Linked DNA regions of Mus musculus: all the other regions are linked to region 1. A link is a contact called in ENCODE Hi-C or POLR2A ChIA-PET data. All regions are on one chromosome and are shown on one strand. The core of a region is the stretch at or near the end of the contact, and the rest is flanking DNA. Distances in the headings are between cores, read along the strand shown. Region 1 holds the start of Tcf25 (transcription factor 25 (basic helix-loop-helix)). Region 2 holds the start of Spire2 (spire type actin nucleation factor 2). Region 3 holds the start of Tubb3 (tubulin, beta 3 class III).

Region 1 (4,955 bases), core at 1,529-4,028:
TACTGTCACTCAGCCAGCAATGACAACACTCACATTTAACCAATTATGGAGGCTCACACTTGTTAAACCAGCAGCTGGGAATTAGCATGAGGAAGGTCACTGGTTTGAGGCTAGTCTGGGCTATGTAGCAAGCTGCAGATGTCTGAGCTATACAGTGAACTCTCAAACAAGAAGCCCCCTCATGTTCATGAAGTATTCTCATGGACATCCAGTGCCATGAACTACGTACAGTTCTTGATCTACAGACTCGAAAGCAGCCACATATCCAGCTCACACTCCAAGCATGGTGTCACCAGTTCTGATCCTCACACAACACAAATGAAAGCAATAAACTCATATTTTGGGAAACACCCAGCTGAGTTGCAGGGTAATGCCTGTGGTTGTACAGTGCCCTACAACCACTTCTGGAGGTTGTACAACAGCCTGTCCTGTCTTATGGTTGCTGGTCTTTTCTAAACAGTGGGTTGCATGTCAGCCCACTGAGCTAGCCTCAGCCTCATCCATCGGGACGATGCCAAATACAGTGGTTAGAACTGAGATTTTCAGAAGGACCAGATCTGCAGCAGTTTGGGGAGACACATTTGGAGCTAGTGGTTCAGGGAAGATCAACTCCATCCTTCAGGGTCCATGACTTGTGTCTCAGGAGAGGCAGTTCTAGACTGAGACCTCCCACTTTATTCAAAGGTAAGGCTACTGACCTGTGTAAGCTGGCCACAGCTCTGTGTGTGTGTGTGTGTGTGTGTGTGTGTTTTCAAGACAGGGTTTCTCTGTATAGCCCTGGCTGTAGACCAGGCTGGCCTCGAACTCAGAAATCCATCTGCCTCTGCCTCCCAAGTGCTGGGATTAAAGGCGTGCGCCACCACTGCCCAGCCTGGCCACAGCTCTTGATCACGGATGGCACAGAAGCCAGCCTGGTCCTGAACAGTCAGGGCGGCAGCATTGAGCCTGATGCGGAAGAAGCTGCAACTTTAACAGTGCGCAGGGAAGAGGGTTGGGGGGATGGGCACCTTGGGACAGCAGCTGTGAACCATCAACTTTGAAGTACCTAAAGATACTTCATAGTGTGGGCAGAGGGCTCAGCATCCAACCCAGGGACGAACCAAGACTCCTGGGGGAGGCAGGGTGGAGTGGAGCACACGGACAGTGGGACAGGGGGCTCACACAAGAGCAGGAACTAAGGGATTGCTGCCCTGCCTGCCTTCTCTGTCCTTGCCAACCGCCTACATTGTTTGGACTTTGGGAGTCACATGAATGCAAAACCGGGTTCTCTCTGGGAAACTTAGCTCATTAAGGCGTCTTCACCTGTAAAAGGAGATCTATCTCCCAAAATGAAGCTGGAATTTAAGATAAGTGACTGATTGCTTCTCAGCCTTTTGGCTAAGATCAAGTAAGAGCAGTGACTGGCCTAGCCCTCTCCTGCTCTCAAGCTGGGGAAAGGTCCAACCCAACCCCAGCTCATTTTACTTTGGAGGTACTCAATCCTGACTCGTCTAGGAAAGTTTTCCAAAAGTATAAAAATTGGGGCGTAGACATGAAGTAGCTCTGTAATTCCAGCCCTTCAGAACAGGATTTCCATAGCTTCACGGGTAGCCAGCGTTACAGGGCAAGATCTTGGTTTGGGTGGTGTACTGGCTAGTTTTGTGTCAACTTGACACAGGCTGGAGTTATCACAGTGAAAGGAGTCAATTGAGGAAATGCCTCCATGAGATCCAGCTGTAAGGCATTTTCTCAATTAGTGACTAAGGGGTGAGGGCCCATTGTGGGTGGTGCCATACCTGGGCTTGGGTTCTATAAGAAAACAAGCTGAGCAAGCCTCCATGGCCTCTGCATCAGCTCCTGCTTCCTGGCCTGCTTAGTCCCAGTCCTGACTTCCTTTCGTGATGAACAGCAGTGTGTATGTAGTGTAAGCTGAATAAACCCTTTCCACCCCAACTTGCTTCTTGGTCATGATATTTTGTCCAGGAATAGAAACCCTAAGACAGGTGGTGTTTTTGTTTTGTTTTAAAAAAAGGTCGGTTGTTGTTGCACACACTTTTGGTCACAACACCTGGGAGGCAGAGGCCAGCATGGTCTGCAAAGCGAGTCCCAGGACAGTCAAGGGTACACAGAGAAACTCTGTCTCAAAAAACAAAAACAAAAAGAACATGGAAAAAGAAAAGATCTGTGCCGAGGATCCCTATGTCCTTATTGTGAAAATCTTCCTGAATTAGAATACACATAGGTAGGGCTGCCGTGACTTCACACCACGGATCCACACCTAGGCAGCTCTCCCCTCACCCAATACCCCTGTAACATGACCACCCCTGTTGCGTTCGCGACAATAAAAAGCAAGCCCTAACACCTAACTCGGCTCGGTGCACGTTGTGGAGAGGAGTTACCCAGTCTGAAAGAAGTTAGGTTGGTTCTATTAAGGTGAAAACTGTCCCTTTGCAGTCTAGTAACAACGTGGAGGTGGGGGACATCGGACAAGTCGCATGGGTAGGCTAGCAGAGAGGGGTTGGGGACTGGGTCCCTCGCTCCTGTCATAGCAGAGGTCTTTGCACACGGGCCTTGCGGCGTGCGCACCTGCTCTCACGGCCTCCTCGCCTGCCCCACCCCTGCCCGCTCGCCCCCAGGCTCGCCCCCGGGAATCGCGTTCGTGCGGAGCAGCGCTCTGAGCCTGCGCGTTGCTGCCCGCCGCACAGCCGGCTTTCTGAAAGCCAGCCATCTCCAAAGCCGAAGCACCGCACCACGGCCGCCGCTAGGGCCCGACTCTCGCGAGAGCTCCCTGGGCCACCCTTGCACCTTCCCCGACTCCACGGGGAATTGGGAGGAAGTTCCGGAGAGCCGCGGCGCGCAAACGCGACACGCCAATCTTGCGCCAGCGCGCCGCAAGTGCGCAGGCGCCGCCACACTGCTGCTCTTCCTCGTCCCTCTGCCCACATCAGGCTGTCGGGTCCTATGTCGCGCCGGGCCCTCCGGAGACTGAGGGGGGAACAGCGCGGCCAGGAACCCCTAGGGCCCGACGCCTTGAAGTTTGTCCTCCTTGATGACGATGACGCAGAGGAAGAGGGACCAAAACCGGGGCTGGGTGGCCGGCGCCCCGGGGGTGCAGGGAAGGAAGGAGTCCGTGTCAACAACCGGTTTGAGCTGGTGAGGAGCTGGGCAACCTGAGGGGGGGGAAATGGTGGGGGCATGACGTCATGCGAAGGGGCACAAAGTTGGGTCTGGACTGCAGTCGAGTGGGCGGAGAGAAGGGACTGCGCCGCATCGGGGAAGGCGGGTCTTCAGCCGCAGGGTGGGTGGGGTGAGGAAGCCGTGTTCCCCGTCCGAGATCGAGTGGAAGGTGGAAGAAAATGCCGAGCGAAGGGGCTGCTAAAGGCTAACGGGGGTGCCGACAAGGGGCTGAGTGACAGGACTTTGCTGCAGCATAGGGCGTGTCTCGCGGCTGTGTCCAGAGACGTGACGTGACGCAGGGCAGGACGGGGCAGTGACGTCAGAGTGGGCGGGGCGTGACATCCGAGACAGCTAAGGGGGAGGGGCACTGTGGATGGCGAGTGGGAGGTGGGGTTCAGTTGGGTCTAGGCTTCACTGAAGGAGTAGGGTTGTTCTGTCCGGGGCAATGGGATGGTAGGGTAGGCTTGGTTTCATTTCTGCGACTTGAGGGAGGTCTCTCTTCTGCAAACATTTCGGCTTATTCATCACAGTACTTCTGTGTGTCCCAGCTACTTGTACCTATCGTATCGTATTCCTCGCAGCAGAAAATTGGGTAGCAGTCCTGAGCCCCGTGTTTTTCCTTACGACAGACTGACCTGGGTCTGCAGTTTCATATGTGTATAAATTATGATTCTGACTTCATGTGTGGGCAGATAATATGTCTTTTCCTCGTATCTCCAACTTCCACATATGGTAAGGTGTCAGTGGCCATTTTCGAGTGAGTAAAAAGATGTAATGTGTCTGAGACTCTCAGTCTTGCAGTGAATTGTCTCAGCTAGCTGGGACACACGGAAGTACTGGGTCTTCCTCAAGTCGCAGATATGAAACCATGTCTATCCTACTGTTGCAGCACCCAAGACAGCACTACCCCCAGTTGTCCCCAGCTTTTTATCAGTTAGCAGGTTTAAAAGTTCCTAGCAAAGATATTGATTGGTGTGAGAAATGTCACAGACATTTTGGAAGTTTGGTTCAGAGATTGTTTATTTCTCCCATAAGGAAAGGAAGGGATCTGTCCTGTAGTCTGTGGCGATGGTGAAATATGTCTTCCCTTGGTACAGAGAACTCGCCTGCCTCCTCTGACTTTGAGCCTGAGAGCAACCCCCATTCCTACTGTTTCTTCTCCCTTCACTAGTACTTTTCTTAGATTTACTTTTGCTTATCATCATTTCTTTTTCAAGACAGGGTTTCTCTATGTAGTCTTGGCTGTCCTTGAACTCACTCTGTAGACTACTTAGAGATGCTGTGTCTCAGACTCGGAAATTCGCGCACTTCTGCCTCCTGAGTGCTGGGATCAAAGGCATGTACCACCACCACCCAGCTATGTTTACTTTTAAACGTACACAAAAATTAGGAAAATACAAATAACCCGTATGCGCCCATGGCCCAGTTTCTGTCAGTCTACATGCCTTTAATATAATTTTAATCCCATTTCTCTTAAGAGGTGATTGCAAAACAGAGCCTAGATATCCCATCATTCACCCATCTGTAGCCTTCCTTGTACTGGGATTCCTCCCTTGACGGCAGCTGGGGTTCACTCTCAGACCTTAGGGATCTGAGACCATTGGTTCTTAAAGATTTTACAGCTCTCCTGAACTTGTCCTGCACTTCGCTTTCCCTGGTTCTTTACGGCTTTCACCTTTAGCCTTGGCTCCCTGTCCTCTGCTTTTGCCTCCCTCTGTCCCATCCCTGACACTCTCTCAAACTGGTCAGTGGCCTCCTTTTCATATGTCACGAAGTTGGCAATCTTGCCACCTTTGGGG
Region 2 (4,955 bases), core at 1,786-4,285, 41 kb before region 1:
GGTCAGGGCTTGGTTCAGTTTTACAGTGTTTACCTAGTATACACAGGCCATAGACACACAACTATCCTCAGCATCATGAGAACATCACAAAAACATGTATTCTCTCTGTGTGTGTGTGTGTGTGTGTGTGTGTTTGAATGCACTTTGAATGTGCATGTGTAACCCATTGTTTAATTATTATGGGATGTACTTAGAAGCACTTAGGGATTTTCTTAATAAGTTCAGGGTGAAAAAGTTAGCAGCTTCCTATAGAAGAACTCAAACACTTGAAGCCAACAAAGAAAATTCAAAGCTTTAAGAGAAAGAGAGTAGGCATGGAAGATACTTTGTTGCTGCGACAGAATTCCTTAAGAAACAACCAGCAGGAAGGAGAATTGATTTGGCTTTGTTGCAGTCAATGGTCACAGGGCTTTGTGAGTCCTGTGTGGTGAAGCAGGGCAGAGCAGAGTAGAGTGCTTCACCTCGTGACCTACTGGGAGAGAGAGGGACAAAGTCCTAGAACACGGCCTAGTCCCTAAGTACTTGCTTCTGGTGACCGACTTTCCCTAGCTAGGATCCACCTCCACGAGTCTGCACCCCTTCCCTGAGACTATTTAAATGGCAATTCTAGGGCTGGAAAGAAGCACAGTGGGTAAAAGCCCTGCCACACAAGCCTAACTATCCAAGTTCCATCCTTGGAAACCACAGTGGGAGGAGAGAATCACCCACAGAAGTTGCCCTCTGGTCTCCACACACATGCTAGGGCAATACGCATCTGCCCTCATATCACACACAGACAATAAAAACCAATAAGAAATATGTAGAAAAAAAAAAAGAAATATGTAGAATATCCATTGATTATGTCAGAGTCCTCACGATCCAATTGCCAATCTATGGTTGGCGCAAACAGTTAAGGCTCAAATCTTTAAGGCATGAGCCCTGTGATGATAATGGGAAATAGTGTGCTGCATCCTAAATAACTTCCTTGTGGATAATTTCCATCCTCTGCCCATTCACTTCACTGACACCAGAATGATGCATCTCCTGTGGGTGCTTCTGCTGCTAAAGTGGGGCAAGGCAGTACCACTGAGGGAGCCTGGGAGATGCCCGCACACATACACACTGCCTGACTTCTGCCTGGTCTCTTGCTGCCCTCTGGGTCAGGGACCCCCACACACTGGGTCTCCCTGAGAGGCACTTCCTTACTGTAAATCCCCAGCTGTGATCCATCACTCCCGGGTCACCGCACAGCGCGTGGGTGGCTCACTCCTTAATTGAGTTGTGATTCCAGGTTCTGAGCTAGTTACATCTCTCCATGGCCTCTGCATCCGCTCCTATTTCCTGTCTTGTGTGAGTTCCAGTCCTGACTTCCTTTGGTGATGAACAGCAATGTGGAAGTGGAAGTCAAATAAACCCTTTCCTCCCCAGCTTGCTTCTTGGTCAGGATGTTTGTGCAGGAATAGAAACCCTGGCTAAGATACCACCCATTAGAATTACAGAAATAGCTCTCTTACCTCTTATTCTCTTGCTCTTACTCCCTTGCTCCCCCTTTCTCTGCTTTCCCTTCCCCTCTCTCCACGTGGTCATAGCCAGCCTCTACTTCTCTACTCTCTCCCTCTCTCTGCCTTTCTACAATAAACACCTTAAAACCATTAAAAGAAAGAAAGAAAGAAAGAAAGAAAGAAAGAGGAGAAGAGAAGAAAAGAAAAAAGAGAAAAAAGGGGAAAGAAAAGAAAAGAAAAGAAAAGAAAAAGAAACACAGAAACCATTCTATGAGCCGGCCAACCAGAAACACCCTGGCCTCATCAGTGGGCGCTGTCAGCACACACTTGGTACTGTGTGACTCAGACTTTCCTTAAACTACTTGGATACAGGCTCTCATTCCTAACATAAGCAAGGAATGAGTTTCCTTGTGGGAGGTTCCTACTGTTCCTTCCCTACTGAGGTAGCCCTTGAAGTTTCTGAGGATTAGGGAAGAAGAGCCAGAGTTCCAGGTTGTCTGCACAATGTATCCTGAGCAGAGAGAACCTTCCCTTTCATTTCCTCTTCTCCAGTGTCCTTTGGTTCCGCTTAAATCTGTTGTGTCTCATAAGCTTGAGAACTGGTTGAAGGATGTCACACTCGCCCAGATATTGATTATAAACACTTTCAGGCAAAATTCATTTGTATCCTTTCTTTCCAATTGAAGACTAAGAATCCAGAGGAGATTGTCAGCCAGCCCTACACCAAGTCTCTCTCTTACAATTATGTCCCAGCCTTGTGCTTCCTAGGCGATAGTTCTACCGCAAAGCAAAGCCCGAGACCAACTGCCTTGTTATCATTTATCTCCCAGCTGTGTCTTCTCGCTCTGTTCTTCTCAACCGTCGTAAAGATGGCTGAAACTACTTTCAACAAAGCTGTGTGCTGTGCTTAGCTTGTTAACACTTTTGATGTGCCTTGGAATGAAGGCAACACACTCTGAGAATGAGGTGTTGTGTTAGCTCGGTCACATTGTTTGTCACTAAGACACTAAGGGTTTGAAGCTGATCCTTTCGAGCAGAAAAAAAGGACCATTTATGAAGTACTTCATCCCTGAAGGCTTGCATCATCTTTGAGCCAATCACACTATAGCGACCTCCTAAGGTCCAGGCCTTCCACAAAGACCATCACAGGCACTGTCTGCTTTAAAGAGCCAGAGCCAAGGGAGCGCGTGTACGTGTGCCTCTGTGTGTGTGTGTGTGTGTGTTCGTGTGCAAGGTCCCCATCATGCTTAACCCCACCCCTCTTCAGTCAGCTTTTCCTCCTCGCACCCCCAACCGGTTTCTAACAAACCTTAGTCCTCTCTTGTCCTGCACCCTCCCTCTCCGGCTGCCCCTCCTAGCTCTGCCCCTCCCCCTGGCTCGCCCCTCCCTACCGGTCTTCCCTTCCCTCCCCGCCCGGCCCCGCCTCTTTGACCATTAGCCTCCTCCTCCTCCATCAGCCCCCGCCCTCACCTGCATCTGCCCGCGAGGGGCGGGGCCGGAATGACAAAGCACACGGGCGGCGCGGGACCCGCCCCCTCGCTCGGCGGTGCGTCGCCCCGCTGTTATGGAGACCCGCCGCGCGCGCGGGCGGCGATGATGGGCGGCCATGGCCCGGGCGGGCGGCGGCGGCGCAGCAGCTCCCGAACGCGCGGGGGGCGCGGCGCGGCCCGAGCCGTGGGAGCTGTCCCTGGAGGAAGTGCTGAAGGTGTACGAGCAGCCCATCAACGAGGAGCAGGCCTGGGCGGTGTGCTTCCAGGGCTGCCGCGGGCTGCGGGGCGAGCCGGGCGGCGTGCGGCGCATCCGGGACACGGCAGACATCCTCCTGCGTAGGGACGGTTCGGTTGGCGCGCGGCTGGAGCCCGGTAAGGCGCACCGGAGTGGGTGGGGGTGTGGCCGGCGCGGCGGGCGAGCGGGCGGCCGCTGAGGGCACCCCGGTGCCAAGTGACGGGGCCTCGACCTTTCTCACATCAGCGCCCAGATAGCGCTCTACCGGACCGGGAAGGCCCCACCCTGCCCTCTGGATCTGGGACTCCTTGTCTTCCCTTCGACCTAGGAGAACCCCACAATCACACACACACACACACACACACACACACACGCAGTCTGGGATAACCCTACCAACAGCCCACTATCACACACACACACACACACACACACACACACACACACGCAGTCTGGGATAACCCTACCAACAGCCCATCGTTCTTGATGAGAAGCGGCCGGTTGGCTGCTCGCGCCCAGGGACGCTTTCCCCAGGGGAGAGTGGCTTTGGTTAAAAGCCGGAGTATCTTACGGTCAAGTCCTGAATTTCGGAAGCCTCTCCTTTAGTCAGTTCCCTTTAAGATGGTTTGGGGGAGTCTGCAGTCCTCTGGCCTTGCTCTGGCAGGGCCTGTGGGTGTTCCCGTGAAACTGGTACTCCCCTCTGGCGACACTGCAGACCTTGAGGCTACTTAGAGATGTGTGCCTTTTTCTAGGGGTAGGGAGAGCAGGAGTAATGTGCCTTGTTCTGAGTCTGTACTGAATTAATACTAATTTTTTGAGTTTAATTGTAAATGTAAGCAGAGTGTATAACCTGTGATTTAAAAAAAAAACCAAAACTTAAACAGTGAGAACCAACAATTGAGCTTTTGAAAGATTATTGTAGTCTATTCAGAGCGTTGAGTTCAGGCTCCTGTCTACTGTTCCGCCTCACTTTCCCCCTGGAGAACTGTAGTTCTAGTATGGGGCATACAGTGATAGTACCCCAAAAGTTGATACCCGGTTGGGAGCACAAAGGCAGGCTGTGTGTTTGCTGAGGGAAGGCTGGCCTCCCTCCAACCCCGAGAGCTGTGGGCTTGCAGAAATTCTCTCAGGCAGGCATCTGCGGGGGACTAGGAATGATAAGCAAGGCCAAAGAGAAGCAAAGGACAACAGCTGCCTCTGGAGCAGGAAGGGCCCATTGTGCGCACAGAGGAGCCGCCACCGTGGCTTTCCCAGGCTTCTCAGCCTATACCCATTTCCTCCCTCCCTCCACACCCCTGCCTGACACTTCCAAGCTGTTAAATTTTGCACAAAAGCCCCGATATATTGCACAGGGAAATAATAAACACAACACCCAGGTAGGCTGAGGTTTAACCTTGGCCAGTGCGCTCAGAAAGTGGCATGATTTGCATAAACCCTGCTGGGCTCCCTCTTCCAAGGCTGGCCTGAAGGGGCAGGTGCACCACCATCAACTCTTCACAGCCTTAACACTCCTGTGGCTCTGGCCGCCTCACAAGGCTATTCCTGGGCCCACCCCATTGCTTACCATAGAGAATATAACCCGGGATCTGGTTCCCAGCACTGCAGAGCAACACAGGATTGCAGGCAGCCTGCTTGGTCTGGCCTGTGATGTTTGGGACAAGAAAACTGAGGCTTAGGGTTGTAAGTGGCTTGCCACTGTAACGGTAGTGGGCTGCACTGTGAACAAACCCAGCTTAGCTCCCTGCTGGGTTT
Region 3 (4,955 bases), core at 1,166-3,665, 38 kb after region 1:
CAGAATTGTAGAATGTGCATCTTGCAGGAGGGGCCTACCCATTTGCACAAGCGGTGTGGGACTGACCTAAAAATGGCTCCTGGGAATCCCAAGAGGTGGGCACCCAACTGCTCACACCAGCAGGCTACTCTGTCAAGTGCCTCCTCCACCAGCTGCAGGGGAGGCTGTTGGCTTATCACTGACCACAGCCTGTGTGGCTCTGAGCCAGGAAGCAGTTGAAATGCTAAGGTCAGAGGGAGGGAGCCTCCTTGCCATCTTCCCTAGCTCTCTCCAGAAGCTGAGTGAAGTTTGGGTGAGAGGACAGGGAGAGTGGTCACATTAGGGAGATGGGAGTCTCAGAAGCCACAGCTAGCTGCCTGCCTGATTTAGGAAACCACGGTCCCGTCTTGGCTTCCTCTATGACTACAAACTTCAGATCAGAGCAAGCAGCGGCAGAAAAAGTTTCCTCGTGCCTCTATGGTGACAAGAATCCCTTTGTTCAGGCTCCTTCTGGTTCATCCATACACTGTAGCAGGACCGTAGCATCTCAGCCCCTGATATGACACATCCGTAACCTTGGCCAGAGCCTGTCCCTTTCCTGCCCCCACCCCACCCCCCATGTGTAGGACTTTCAACCTACTTTGAGCTCTCCTGAGAAGCCCAGGGGTGGAGAGTCCCTGAGGCACACGTAGGGTGGACCAGGACCAGGGGCTGAGGTCTGTTTCTATGGGACACTGCCCTTCTGGGAGGAGGTGGGGTGGTCTCAGTGCTCTGTCAGATTTGGGAATTAGACAAGACCTTTCAGGCGTATCTGAGTCCCAGGAGAGTAGCACCTGGGGTGAACTAAGAAGCTTGCACATCCCTGAGCCTTTCTGCTGCTACAACCTGGGATTCCTGCAGCAGAGTCTATCTTGAGTCCCCACTGGTACTGAACACTTCTTTGTCCTCCTCCTTGGGGTGGCCTCTCAGTCTGGAGTGAGATGCCCTCAACCATCAAGTCAGGAAATGGCACCAGGCCAGGACCTAGCCACACTATCAGCTCCAGCCCTGCTGGACTGAGATTGGAAGCTGGTTCCCGGCAGGGCCAGCCTTTGCTGGAAGACAGGACCATGAGTCAGCCTTTAGCCTGACACCATAGCTCCCTGGGGACACAGAGAGCTCTGGCCTGATGTCATCTGTCAGAGAAGCATCCCAGGCCTCTGGATGCTTCTAAGCATCTTCTCTGTCCAGACAAGGAGACAGAGACAGATGCTCACCCAATACTTCTTGAGCCAGGCCAGCTGGAACCACAGAAAGCCACATCATGGACACATTGTGGGGGAGGGGCATCTCTTGAGAACAAAAGACCCATTTCTAAACTCGGCTAACTTGGATGCTTACCCTCAGAGAAAGTTGTATGCGCAGCCGCTCTATCCAGCGTGCACCCGTGCGTGCAAACTGGACGAAGGCATCTGCAGGTGTTTTTAAGCTTTTTAGCGGCTCTTGTGAAATGAATGTTTGTGGACCATTGAAGTGTGGTACTATTGTCTCAGATTCTTCCCGAAGAATTTTCTGTCACTGAAATATCAAATAGTCCTCATAAGGTGTCACTGGTCCTAGATGAATATTAAATCAGTGTTGTCTGTGAATTTGCATGCCCTCCTGATTCTGCTTCCCAATGGGCCCCCTCCACACACAGTCTCCTTACCTAGGTAGCTCCAGCTCACCTCGTGCCCCCTCTTCACCCTCACTTGTACCAGAAGCACAAGGGTACCAATGACATCAGGCATGGCTCAGACAAAAAAAGACTGTTCGACATGCTCCACTGAGTGGGTTGTATATCCTTAGAATTTTTCACAGAGATTTTCATGGAGCAGGGGTACTTGCCAGATACTGTGTGTGCATCCTCACACCCCAGGTACATTTGCACCCTCGGCGCAGCCCTTTGTGGAGCCGCGGACTGGTAGCCCTCTCTTCTCCAGAAAATAGTGACCTCAGAGTTCGGAGCTATAATCCGCCACCGTCCTGACTAGCGTCCCCAGGTCTGCACAGAGGTCTCAAGAAGGGTTTCGCTTCCCCTGCCTCTCCCACCTCAAGCGACTCGGCGGACTCAGAGAATATGGGTCTTGATTCTTAAGCACTTGAGAGAAAGAAAGACCCTCTTCACAAAGCTGCAGGGTGGGGATGGGGCAGGGACAAAATGGGGAGGCAGCTACTGGGGTGGGGCACTAAGGGGCCTGGGTTCTATTGTCCCCAGAGCGGATTGCCCACCGGTGGCCCCTCCTCCGAAGGCGCGGCCAGACTTGCTCCGCATTGTGCGGGCGGATCTCGGTGCCGGTGCTGATGCTGCAGAGCCTGCCGCATTGTGCGGCGCTCCAGCATTGGCCCGCAGCGCTTACATCAGCCAGCGAGGGCGGGGCAGCCTCTTATAAGAGGGCGCGGCGGAGGCTGCCGATCCTCCGCAGCCTGCTGTCCGCCTGCCTTTTCGTCTCTAGCCGCGTGAAGTCAGCATGAGGGAGATCGTGCACATCCAGGCCGGCCAGTGCGGCAACCAGATAGGGGCCAAGGTGAGGCTGAGCCGTCCGGCGTCCTGCGTCCCCACAAGCGCCAGCCCCAGGGCGGTGGGTGGAGGGAGAGAAAGGCGACTCTGGGAGCCGCTAGCGGAACAAAGGGAAGAGCCCAGCCCCTTGCCCCGCTCCTGGGACCCCGGGGTCCCCAATCGGTTCCCCTCAATCACGCCACTCTGCACTGCGCCCAGGTTGCAGGAGAAGGCTGGGGGTAACCCTTCTGACTCGCATTCCCATCCATTCTGCGCACCCACACACACCATCAGGTACAGGGGATGTGGTTGGGGGGCGCCGACTGGGCGTGGCCTTCTTTGAGGTTGCCACTTAAGCCTTGAGTAAGATGGGTGTGTCGGGCAACTTTGGGTGGGGCTCTCCCCTAAAACCATAATGACTGTACATGCCTGGATCCCCACTGGAGAACTAGACAGTCTTCAGGGAGCAAGGCCGCCCTCATATCCCCAACCTTGTTCAGCTCACCCAGTTTCCTTGCCCCACCCTGTTCCTTTGTTGGAGGAGTTCGGCCTGCACTCCAATGACCTTGATCCAGAACTGGACTCTGAAAATCTCCCATCTCTAACTGTGCGCTCCCAAGGCCTCCCAGTCGGGATTGAGCACAGAACAAAGCCGACTGCAAGGATTGCCTCAATTTCCCCTCTATTGTTAGCCCGCATCCAGGTGTTGAAGCCAAGGCAAAAGAAAAAGAAAAAGAAAAAGAAAAAAACGGGGGGGGGGCGCGGGGTTGGTGCAGTGACTCCGCAATCCTACTATCATTAGTGAGGTAGCTGTCCTGTTTCCAAGTCCTTAGGAGACTGTTCCTTACCCAAGGTCACACAGCAAGTGGCAGACAGAACTACTTGATTCCTGCAGAAGCCCAACCTCCACTTGGGTTGCATTTGAGTGGGTGGGGTCAGCTACCTCAATCTTCTCCCTTCTGAACAACATGAAACGGGAGCTTTGTCCAGATGAATGCTGGACGGGGCTTAGGGATGCTAGTTCCCAAAGGAGGAGGTTGGGTAGACAGGTCCTGGGAGGGAGGGGACGAAGCAAAGAGTACCTCTGGAGGCTGTTGCCATAGAAACCGGGCAGGAACAAAAAAGCTAATTACCACGGGCTGGGCCAGTCACGTGGCTGACATGTAAATTACAAGTTTGGCTCTTGGGTGGAGGTTCCTCTAGTTAAAGGGGAAGGGAAGCGGCACCACAGAGACTCCCTAATCACAGGGGAGACAGCTGCTTCTGCCCTACAAGGGAAATTTGGGCGGGGTTGGGGGGGTGGCGGGTAGGGGGGCATACAGAGGAAGCCTAAGGCAAGGGGCCTCAGATCAAATCAGGACTCCTGGGATGATCGCTGACAGCTGCCCTGGCCTGAAGGGAGGGTGAGGGCTCATTAATGTGGTCACAGGTGCCAGGCTTTCCCTGGACGAACATCTGCTCCTGAAAGGGCCTGGGGTGAGTGGGGGAGGGAAGGTTTGCCATCGGAAGGCCTGTTTGGTGAGCTTGCTGCATCTGTGCTGTTCTGTGCTCTCCTCTGGGTCTCCTGTTGAGTAAGGGCCTAGAAGTCAGGTCCACCACGCCCAGGCTCCGTGTGTTGCGCTATGGCCACAGAACATTTCTGAGTGCTGGACCCAGCTGAGGTCTCTTATGCTCCTCAGCACTGTGGCCCATAGGCTTGCCCATTTTTTTTAATATTTAGGGTTTTTATATATATATATAATTACGAGTGTTTAAATTTTTAATGCCAATTCTTTTTAACAATGCAAATAATGAGTAAATTTTCTTCCATTTCCACCGGCTCCCTTCTTAGTAATCAGTACAAGGCGTTTTTGGCAGGTTCCATCCAGCCCTCTGCCCTGGAAGATCTCTGAGACCAGACTGAAGGCCCAGGCCCTGTGGGACGTTACCTGCTTAGTGTCTGCCCCAGGGAAAATAAACTTCCTTGACCAGATTTACTTCCTATTTTGGTAGCTGGCCCTTGGGTCACTGCTGCGAGCTACAATGGAGAAAGTTCTCCCTAGCCACCTGCAGCAACTGAGGGAGTGGGCACAAAGAGCTGCTTTTTTGCTTATCGGTCTTTGGGTGGTCCCTGTCTTAGCACAAAGGACTGCTGGCTTCAGAGAGGTGACTGGGTAGAAGTATGGGCTGGGTGGGGACAGGGAGAGAAGTGTGAAGCCAGGAGAATTTCGGGGAAGCAGCAGAAGGGGGGCCTTAGCAATTCATAAGTTTCTCACCCGCTGTGAGCGTGTTAAAGCACCAGGCCCAGGCTGGTGCACTGTTACACCTTGTGAAGTGTGGCATGGGTGTCACCCTCCCTTAAGGCTGAGAAAGATGAGGGTTATGGAAGCTGAGTCACTCAGCTTCAGATCACACCATGGATTTGGGCAAGGCAGGAATTTTAGTCTAGGTGTGTGCAGATGTGTCAAGGCAGGCGGTG

What was found. A loop is a pair of places that touch in the nucleus more often than their neighbours do. ChIA-PET counts read pairs that join two places held with the same protein, here RNA polymerase II (POLR2A).
Region 2: a loop to region 1 is called in a map of left cerebral cortex, with 5 times the contacts of the local background. The contact joins the promoter of Spire2 here to the promoter of Tcf25 in region 1. A Hi-C loop is called at or near these places in 12 of 37 maps with a recorded cell type or tissue (CH12.LX, Patski, T-helper 1 cell and 6 more). POLR2A ChIA-PET finds 5 or more read pairs at or near these places in 4 of 5 experiments (Patski and embryonic stem cell).
Region 3: POLR2A ChIA-PET joins it to region 1 with 31 read pairs in Patski. The contact joins the promoter of Tubb3 here to the promoter of Tcf25 in region 1. A Hi-C loop is called at or near these places in 4 of 37 maps with a recorded cell type or tissue (adrenal gland, heart and v-Abl transformed pro-B cells). POLR2A ChIA-PET finds 5 or more read pairs at or near these places in 3 of 5 experiments (Patski and embryonic stem cell).

What each region holds. Positions count from the first base shown.
Region 1 is chr8:123,370,933-123,375,887 of GRCm38, forward strand. Tcf25 (transcription factor 25 (basic helix-loop-helix)) reads left to right here and starts at 2,779. Exons shown (of 18, transcript NM_001037878.4): 1 at 2,779-3,132. The coding sequence starts at 2,941.
Region 2 is chr8:123,329,678-123,334,632 of GRCm38, forward strand. It overlaps Spire2 (spire type actin nucleation factor 2), which reads left to right and starts at 3,036. Exons shown (of 15, transcript NM_172287.2): 1 at 3,036-3,343. The coding sequence starts at 3,088.
Region 3 is chr8:123,409,138-123,414,092 of GRCm38, forward strand. It overlaps Tubb3 (tubulin, beta 3 class III), which reads left to right and starts at 2,416. Exons shown (of 4, transcript NM_023279.3): 1 at 2,416-2,525. The coding sequence starts at 2,469. Mc1r (melanocortin 1 receptor) reads left to right here. Exons shown (of 1, transcript NM_008559.2): 1 at 1-1,607.